Regions from separate parts of the Homo sapiens genome. Here region 1 is linked to region 2. Evidence: read pairs that join two places in POLR2A ChIA-PET (ENCODE). Cell type or tissue: PC-9. All regions are shown on one strand.

Region 1 (5,000 bases), 410 kb after region 2:
TTTTCCAGTAACTAAAATTGATCTCTAGAAGTAGAAAATAAAAAGGCAGTGTCCTGGAGTAATCAAATTTAAATATGGGGTTTGAAGTGTGACTTAGGCAAATTACTTAACCGCTCTCAGCTGCAGTTTCTTCAGGTGTAAAAATGGGATAATAATAGGACCTACCTCACTGGTTTGGTAAGAGAATTACAGGATGATTCATGTGAAGCACTTTGCCCAGTGAGCTATTACTGAAAACCCCATAATCACTCTACCTTCTCTGTAACTGGTTTGTGATATATGCTTTCAAGCCTTTCTCTGTGCATTTATATACATAGATAGGTATATATAGAAATACGTCTTTTTTAAAAAACAAATTGTATCATATATATTATTCTATGATATGTTTTTGGTTTTTTATTTGTCTGTCTTAGAACTTTCTAATGCCTTCTATTAGGGTCATCTTCATTCTGAGGCATAGTATTCCAGATGTGGGTGTATCACAGTTTAGCTTCCCTCTACTCATGTCTATTTAGGTGATTTCTCATTATTTTATGACCATAAATAGCATTATAGGGAACATCCATGCATATGTCTGTTGGGGCACCTATGTGAGTGTTTCTCCAGGTTCAATACGTAAAAGTAGAACTGCTGAGTCCAAACCACACCTTTTTAAAACCTCATCCTTAGGGAAGAAAAAAAAATAAAAAAATAAAATCTTTTTTAATTTGGTGACTAGGTAAGACATTTTCATGGTTCAAATTCAAATGGTACAAGAGTTTACCCTAATGCAGCTTGTGTTTTGGTTTCTTGTTGATCCTTTCAGATGGCTTATTCATAACAAGTAACTAATAACAAGTAAATATATTCCTTGGGGCCTCGCTCTGTTGCCCAGGCTGGAGTGTAGTGGCACAATCTTGGCTCACTGCAACCTCCGCCTCCTGGGTTCAAGCAATTCTCCCACCTCAGCCTCCCAAGTAGCTGGGACTACAGGCATGTGCCACTACGCCTGGCTAATTTTTTTTTTTTTTTTGGTAGGGACAGGGTTTCACCATGTTGTCCAGGCTGGTCTCAAACTCCTGACTTCAAGTGATCCACTGGCCTCTGCCCCCCAAAATTGCTGGGATTACAGGTGTGAACCACCGTGCCCAGCCTCCTTTTGCCCACTTTTTTTTCTTTAACTTAACAGTACACCTTAAGACCATATTGGTGACTAAAGAGCTGCCAACATCTCTTCTTTTTTTAGCCAGACCCATTCTTTTTTGTCTCTGTGTGCCCAGAACCTACACAGGCCTGATGGAGTCCACACTCAGTAATTGTTTGCTAAGGCCCAAGTAAATGACAATGTCTGTCACCTAAGGCAGGCTGATGGTATGGAATAGAATTGCTTGGGCTGTGAACCTAGATTTTGTGAATTACTTGTATGAATCTAAAATGAAGCATTTTCTCTTCCACGCTTTTGTTTCTTCTGTTAATCAATAGGTACCATGTGAAGATCCAACACTTGGTCTTTCTGGGAGGTTATGGAGCCTAGAAAAGGCGTAATCCACAATGAGATTTCTAATCCAGAAAAAAAGTCAGAAAGTGTACGTGTGTGTGTATGTGTGTGTGTGTGTGTGTGTGAGAGAGAGAGAGAGAGAATGATTTTACTCCAAATCTTTACCAAATGCCTGCTCTATGCCGGGCCATTGTAGGCACTGAGGACAGAGAGGTGAGTCAGCCAGAGCCCTAGCCTCTGGGGCTCCTGGTCTAGTTAGAGAACATACCACAAAACAAAATTAAATAACATCAGCTCTATGAGGAAACACAGGCAGTCTGCTACACAAAGTTAACTATCATTTATTGAGTATTTAGTATGTGCCAGGCATTATTCTAAACACTTTGGAATCACTGACTCCTCACCACAACAGAGATAAGGAAACCGAAGCCCAGAGAGGCTAAGTAACCTACCTGAGGTTATTTAAATGGTAAAATAATTGGCAGAGCCAGGATGTGAACCCAAGGAATTTGGCTCCTGAGTCCATGCTCTGAACATCCATGCTTTTTTTCCTCTCCCAAGATACTATATAGGACAGCTGGAAGAAAGAGTAGTTCATTATGATTAGATGATTGAGATGGGGGGTGGTATTTGAACTAGACCTTAAAAGACAAATAGGGAAAAGGAACAGCATAGCAAGGACCCAAAAGTAGGAAAAGGCAAAAAAAAAAAAAAATGTTCAAGAGAATGCAGCTGAAATGCAGGGCGCATAAGTGGATATAGTGGGAAAGAAGGCAGGCCAGCGTCAGACAGCCGCGGGGCCTTAGCTACTGGGTGGAGGAGGAGTATGAACTTTATCCTGTAGATCAGAGCTGCAAACTAGCCATATCTAGGCTGAGTATTTGGCTCCTGCAGTGTTTGGGGAGTTAATTTGTTTTTTACAATAAGTAATACGTTCAAATACATTTGAACAGGGCGCAAAATTCAAAAGGGTATTCAGTACAGAGTAAGTCCCCTTCCTCCAGCCACTGTTTCCCTGACCAGGGGCAAGCATTGTTAACAGTTGTTTTCACCAGAGTATTTTTAAAAAGTCAGAGCCAACATTTAAAAAAAAAAATCATGAAATTAAAACAAAAAATCTAGCAACCCAACTTGTCTTGAAAAATTATATCATCTGGCAACTCTGGCCTACTTTCCTGCATGGCAACAATTGGCTAGAGCAGAGTTCTGGCTGCCCCCTTTAGAGAAGATGCAAGTACTTCTTTTTGCCACAATTCCTATCACTCCCTGTTGCTTCCTGGCTACAAAGCAGAATTTTGTCATGCACGTGCTATAGGTTTTTTTAAATAGTAGAAAAATGTTTCTTTTTTTTTTTTTGAGACAGAGTCTCACTCTGTCGCCAGGCTGGAGTGCAGTGGCACGATCTCAGCTCACTGCAACCTCTGCCTCCTGGGTTCAAGCGATTCTCCTGCCTCAGCCTCCAGAGCAGCTGGGACTACGGGTGTGTGCCACCACGCCCAGCTAATTTTTGTATTTTTAGTAGAGATGGGGTTTCACCATGTTGGCCAGGATGGTCTCGATCTCTTGATCTTGTGATCTGCCCGCCTCGGCCTCCCAAAGTGCTGGGATTACAGGCATGAGCCACCGTGCCCGGCCAGTAATGTCATTTTATGTTAATGTCTCTATCAAAAGTGAGAAGACTGTGTGTTTCAGCCTTTAGCCTGTAGATAGCAGAGAACAGCTATAAACTATTGATCCTAAATTCAGGAGGGCATAATGAGCCCTGGGACAGAGGCAGAGGGATGTCTTAGCAGAAAAACTCTGAGTTTTTGAGGCCAAGATGAGACTTGTTGGGGGCAGCAGAGCTCTATGTGTTCAAGCCAAGGAAATGCTCCTGTAGTCATCACATAGCTACTCAGGGTATTAGGTCACCCCTTATGTAATCTGCAGTCATTCCCATTCTAACTCATAAAGGCTTCAGACTGAATAAACCTTATTCTCACAAATAGCCTTCCTCAGTTTTATCTTAGATGCTGAGGCCAGGGCAGTGGTACACACCTGCAGTCTCAGCTACTGGGGAGGCTGAGACAGGAGGATTGCTTGAGCCCAGGAATTTGAGGCTATAGTGCACTATGATGGCACCTATGAATAGCCACTGTATTCCAGTCTGGGCAACATAGTAAGACCCCACTCCAAAAAAAAAAAAAAAAGATGCTGAGAAGGGTAATTTAGAAATTATCTACCAAAATTTAAAATAGATTTACCTGAATTACTTGATATTTTTACTTTTAGAAATTTAGAATGTATGGACTTTCTCATATATGAAAATATCTAGAATGTATATTCTAGGATACCCATTGAAACATTAATGGTAATAGGAAAATAAAGAAACCACCTATATACTAGATTCAATAAATTATGGTATATCCTAAGAGTAGAATAATATACAGCAATTAAAAATAATGAAAATGCTCTATTTGAACATATAAGGAAATATTTAAAAAGCACAATGTAGTATAGTTTGCTATGGGGGTGAAAAAAAGAGAAAATATATGTGTATACATATATATCAATACAAAGATGACTGGAAGGATGTGTGAGACACTAGTCTGTCATTTGCCTCTGGGGAGGAGAACTGGGTGGCTGGGGCCCAGTCTTTTCCCCAGGAGACTGGAATGAGAGTGAGACATACTTCTCACTATATATTCTTATGTCTCTTTTGAATTTTGTATCATGTATTTGTATTACCTGTTAAAAAAATAATAATATTTTGGCTGGGCATGGTGGCTCATGCCTGTAATCCCAACACTTTGGGAGGCTGAGGCAGGCAGATCACTTGAGGCCAGGTGTTTGAGACCAGCCTGGACAACACAGTGAAACCCCATCTCTACTAAAAATACAAAAATTACCTGGGTGTGGTGGCACACACCTGTAGTCTCAGCTACTTGGGAGGCTGAGGCAGGAGAATTGCTTGAACCCAGGAGATGGAGGTTGCAGTGAGCCGAGATTGTACCACTGCACTCCAGCCTGGGCAACAGAGTGAGACTCTACCTCAAAAAAAAAAATAGTACTTTAAAAATAAATATCTAAATACCAAGTTCTAACACCGTAAACTTATACCACCATAATGACAAACTGATATTAACTCAAAGGTTAAACTCAGGAATGCTTTATAATACAAGTCACAAGATTTTCTTTTCATCTCTTACCCAAGTTCTAGTTCAGTTGTTGGCAGGGATCTCAGAATGCACTTTTCCCTTCTAGAATCAGTGTCCTTGATGGTATTTGGGTTTCTCGTCTATGATAAAGTCCAAAGAATGCGGAATGCAGCTGAACTCTAGGCCTGTTAACCTGAGTCACCATCACTAACATTGGTGGAAAAAACACTCCTGGCTTCTACTAAGGGAACCAGAGTTCACTTGTCCTACCCAGTAACCAAATCAAAATCAAAAGGCAAGGAAACTGGAGTGTGAGCTCCTGATGCATGGAAGGGCCTGGGCTTGAACATCAACCAGCAAGGAGCAGGCTTCCATGTATGTATGTG
Region 2 (5,000 bases):
TGGTGAGCCCTGGCCATGTGCACATCCTCTTTTGCCCTCCCCCAGCCAGAGTTGCAGTGTTCAAACACCCACGCTTGTAGCTTTCTTGCCCAAACCAAAGGCCTATGCAGCAGCATTTTACCAGCATTGCATACCCTAAGTGCGCTGATACCTGGTACCCAGGGGCTTATTCTTTATAGTGGATCTGACAGGCAAGCTGCAGGCCAGGTGTAGCTCTTGGAGGAGGCTCGTTGTCAGGTGAGATGGCTTCAGGAAGTGCCTCACCCAACTTGTCTGTTTGCCCACAGGCTGTCCTGTGGCCCTCATGCTCCCCCCAGAAGGGTTAGGCTTCATAGTGAGGGAGTTTGGGAAACCAGGTGGAGATAGCCATGTACACAGCCCTGGAAAAGGGTCAGTGTGCCAGCTTACAGATCAATAAACTCATTCATTAGCACACTGCTGGGGCTTGAGTGTAGCCATCTAGGCTCTGCTTTCTTGGCCTCAGCTGGTGACAGAGTAAGGGAAACATGCTGTGTGAAAGTCCCCTTTGGGATTCCTTCATAGCAGCCAGAGTGACGAACCTGCCCAAGTGCCTGCTAGTCTTTATTAATTCAAAATCAGATCTACTCTAAGCAGCTTATAAACTATCATGTGGGAGAAACAAGGCCAAAACACAACTGGCATTGTCAGAGGGCCCAAGCAGAGTGAGCGAGACAGGATGCTCAGAGCTGCCAGTACCTGGCAGGAGGTCAGCATCAGGAATAACAAGAATCTTCCCTCCCAGATTTAGGCTGACAGGAGGAAATCATAGCTAGGAAACTCTCCTATTCCTTTGAACTCTACAGACAGTGTTGTTGCCTTCCGATTTGTCTTATTTAGCAGGAAGAGGTTCTTGGTGCTATCACAGAATGGGAGAAAAAGGGGGGAGCTCAGGCTTCATTCCAGCTTCTTTCTTCTCTACCGTGCAACCTTAAGTTACTTAACCTCTTCAGAGTGTGTTTTCTTTTCTGTGAAACGGGGACAGTTATAATGTCCTGAGAGACAGAATGAATGTAAATGCATCTTACAGTGACAAGTCTCACATTACAGAACATAGTAAATGGTAGTAATCATTATTATTATTTTCTATAAGGCAGGATTGATAGCTTCAGCCCTTTATTATTTGATATTCCTAGTGAGTGACATTTTCTTCCTTTGTCCCGTCTCCATGCTTGCCTTTTAGAGATATTTGCACGCCAGGTTTGAACACTCCTTTTTTTCTTTACTTTGCTAGCTGCGTTATTTGCCTTTCTTATATGTAAAAGAGATCAGTATTATGTATGAGCCACTGGAATCACTGAGAGACAAGGATAGTACTGTGAAGCTTAAAACCTAAATAATAAATTGTGGGTTTAAGAACATCATCAGGCCAGGCGCGGTGGCTCACGCCTGTAATCCCAGCACTTTGGGAGGCTGAGGCAGGTGGATCACTTGAGGTCGGGAGTTTGAGACCAGCCTGACCAACATGGTGAAACCGTGTCTGTACTAAAAATACAAAAATTGGCTGGGTGTGGTGGTGGGTGCCTGTAATCCCAGCTACTCAGGAAGCTGAGGCAGGAGAATCTCTTGAACCCGGGAGGCAGAGATTGCAGTGAGCCAATATCATGCCACTGCACTCCAGCCTGGGTGACACATCAAACTTGGGAGGAGCAACTTGAGTTTGATCCTAAACAGAGTAGTAGCTTCTGCACAGATTCAGTCTATATTCAGAGTAGGTGCTTAGTAATACTTGTTCAATAAATGATTAGTTAATTAATATAGGAATCTTTTTCATTACAAGATTTTTTTAAGTTTATTTTGCATTTTTTTTGTTTCCTGGATACAGATTGGCACACTGATACTTTGCTTTTTTTTTTTTTTTTTTTTTTTTGAGACAGAGTCTCTCACTGTTGATGCCAAGGCTGGAGTGCAATGGCACAGTCTCGGCTCACTGCTACCTCTGCCTCCCAAGTTCAAGCGATTCTCCTGCCTCAGCCTCCGGAGTAGCTGGGACCACAGGCACCTGCCACCATGCCCAGCTAATTTTTGTATTTTTAGTAGAGATGAGGTTTCACCAGGTTGGCCAGGCTGGTCTCAAACTCCTGACCTCAGGTGATCCACCCTCCTCGGCCTCCCAAAGTGCTGGGATTACAGGCATGAGCCAGCGCGCCCAGCCTGCATTCTTAAGGGCAGTTTTTATTTATTATGTTTTAGCATGGAAGTGTGTTATCCCCTCCATAATGCCCCCTGCCCTTCTCAATTCCCCCTCGTTTCCAACAGAGGTCTGACATTATGACTTTAAATCAGTGGCAAAATGTAATTTGACCTCTCAATGTTAAATTTAGGCATTTATTATGAGGGTATACACCCATGATGTGAGTTAAAGTGAGCTGTATTGTGAAATAGCTTACTTAATGACTCAACGTTATTGTTATATGGTCAGAGTCTGTGACAGGTGTTGGCTTTGTTTTGCAGTGGGTAGCAGGATCTTCAAGTCTTTTATTTTTATTAACCATTTTGACTTTGTTTTATTTATTTTTCTTTGTTTCTTTTTCTTTCTTTTTTTTTTTTTTTTTGAGACAAGGTCTCACTGTGTCTCCCAGGCTGGAGTACAATGGCACTACCATAGCTCACTGCAACCTCCACCTCTGGGGCTCAAGCGATTCTCCTGCCTCAGACTGTAGCTGAGACTACAGTCATGCACCACCGTGCCCCACTAATTTTTTTTTGAGACGGAGTCTTGCTCTGTTGCCAGGCTGGAGTGCAATGGTGTGAACTCGGCTCACTGCAACCTCCGCCTCCCTGGTTCAAGCCATTCTCCTGCCTCGGCCTCCCAAGCAGCTGGGATTACAGGCATGTGCCACCACGCCCAGCTAATTTTGCATTTTTAGTAGAGATGTGGTTTCACCATGTTGGTCAAGCTGGTCTTGAACTCCTGACCTCAGGTGATCTGCCTGCCTCAGCCTCCCAAAGTGCTGGGATTACAGGCGTGAGCCACTGCGCCCGGCCTAATTTTTGTATTTTTTATAGAGATGAGGTTTCGTCATGTTGTCCAGGCTGGTCTCGAACTCCGGAGCTCAGGTGATCTGCCTGCCTCGACCTCTCAAAGTGCTGGGATTACAGGCATGAGCCACTGCACCTGGCCTATTTAGTTTTCTTTTACCATTCAACATACTTCAGTCTTTTCTGAATGATTCAGGATGTCCTGATAACTCTTAACTGTATTTTGCCAGACTATTGTCTCTGAGTTGTACCTGTTGAACCTCAATTGCTCTGTTATTTTTTTCGTGTCTCTATTAAATAAATTTTTCATTTCCTCTTTTCCTACTAGGCTGCTAGCAGTTACTCTTGTTATAGGTATGCTTGCCTCCAGTTAGCCAGTCTTTTTTTTTCCTGATGTGCTATTTCTAATATGATGCTAGTTTTGAAGCTTAAATTACTGTACTTGTGAGGACTGAATGAAAAATAGGGTCAATAGATCCTGGAGGGTTTGTTCTAATCATTAAAGGAGGCAAAAACAACAAAAACCTTCGTAGGACTCTGGGATCAGATTGTCTAGGTTCAGATCTCAGTTTTAGCACTTACTAGGTTTGTATCATTGGGCAAGTTACTTCTCTAGGACTCAATTTTCTCACCTGTGAAATGAGGACAGTAAGGACACAAGTATCAGCTTCATGGAGTTGTTGTAAAAATTAGGAAAAATAATGCATCCAAATCACTTGGCATAGTGCCTGGCACGTAGTTGTGTTAACTGTTAATTATAGCACTTGTCCGTTTTTGCTATTTAAGTTTTTTTTTTCTTTCTTTCTTCCTGTTAGTCATTTTTAGAATAGGAAAAATTGCCAGATAAACTAACTGGTTGAATTCAGCGTCAATCAGATGTCACCCTAATAATGGTCAAATAAGTTAGTAGTAATCTATTATCTCTGGTGTCCAAAAGTTTTCACTGGGGTGTCTGTGGATGAAACACAGAGTTGGAGTTGAGATTTCTTCACTTCCATCCTTCCATTCCAATATCAGATGTAATTTTTTCTTAATGTCTGAGAATAATAGTATGTTGGCCTGGTGTGGTGGCTCACGCCTATAATCCCAGCACTTTGGGAGGCCAAGGCAGGAGGATCACTTGAGCTTATGAGTTTGAGACCAGCCTCGGCAACGTGGCGAAACCCCATCTCATCTCTACAGAAAATACAAAAGTTAGCTGGGCATGGTGGTGCATGCTTGAAGTCCCAGCTACTTGGGAGGCTGAGGTAGAAGGATGGCTTGAGCCCAGGAGGCAGAGGTTGCAGTGAGCTGAGATTATACCACTGCTTTCCAGCCTGGGTGATAGAGCCAGACCTTGTTTCAAAAAAAAAAAAAAAAAGATAGTATGTGTAGAATGCTAGCACAAAAGGGAAGATAAAGAAGGTACCATTTATGTAAAAAGAATACACACATACATAAACTTGTGTGTGTATAGGTTATATGTGGAAGGATTCCTAAGAAACTAGTAGCTGAGGTTGTCTTTGGGAGAGGAACGGGTTGGCAGGGGATGAAGGTAGGAAGGAGACTTGGTTTTTATTACTATGTACATGTATTACCTTTTAAAAACAGTTATCAAACAAGCGTAAATTGAATGTGATAGGCTTCAAGGTCAGGTGGCCTAAGAATTGGTATTCAGCTGCTTGTCTGGACATTCCAGGCAGCTGACTTCTTAAGATTTTGGCCCAGCCTTCAGCTCTGCTTTTCCCTTGAAGAGGATAAACAAAAAAGTCCTTCACAACAGGACTGCTTTTCTGTCCTTAACTACCTAGTAAATTCGATTCACAAACTCAGGGAAAGAATTAGGTGAGCATTTAATTAGCTGAATGTTGTACTGGTGATTGGACAGCCCTGTGGATCAGAACCTTATTTTCCCAGTAGAACTCATGGGAATCTTCAGTAACTTCCGGTTGATAGGAAGACTGATTCTTTGCCTTTGGTCTTACAACTTTATGTGTAATGAGATTTGCGGTAGAGTTTTA

Evidence for each region. ChIA-PET counts read pairs that join two places held together with the same protein. Peaks named below come from ENCODE experiments on the same cell type or tissue, not always from the same donor. Only the 100,000 strongest peaks of a DNase experiment are listed, where the experiment ranks them.
Region 1: POLR2A ChIA-PET joins it to region 2 with 5 read pairs; 1 of 35 experiments calls an interaction of 5 or more read pairs at or near these places.

The regions. Positions count from the first base shown.
Region 1 is chr20:34,946,616-34,951,615 of GRCh38, reverse strand. The region is part of intron 2 of GSS (glutathione synthetase); the gene reads left to right. Among named protein-coding and RNA genes, the nearest start is that of GSS, 6.7 kb to the left of the region's middle. In PC-9, no CTCF peak of the experiment used is centred here; a DNase peak (open chromatin) is centred at 165; H3K27ac peaks cover 2,292 bases.
Region 2 is chr20:35,355,245-35,360,244 of GRCh38, reverse strand. The region is part of intron 6 of UQCC1 (ubiquinol-cytochrome c reductase complex assembly factor 1); the gene reads left to right. Among named protein-coding and RNA genes, the nearest start is that of UQCC1, 54 kb to the left of the region's middle. In PC-9, no CTCF peak of the experiment used is centred here; a DNase peak (open chromatin) is centred at 2,404; H3K27ac peaks cover 514 bases.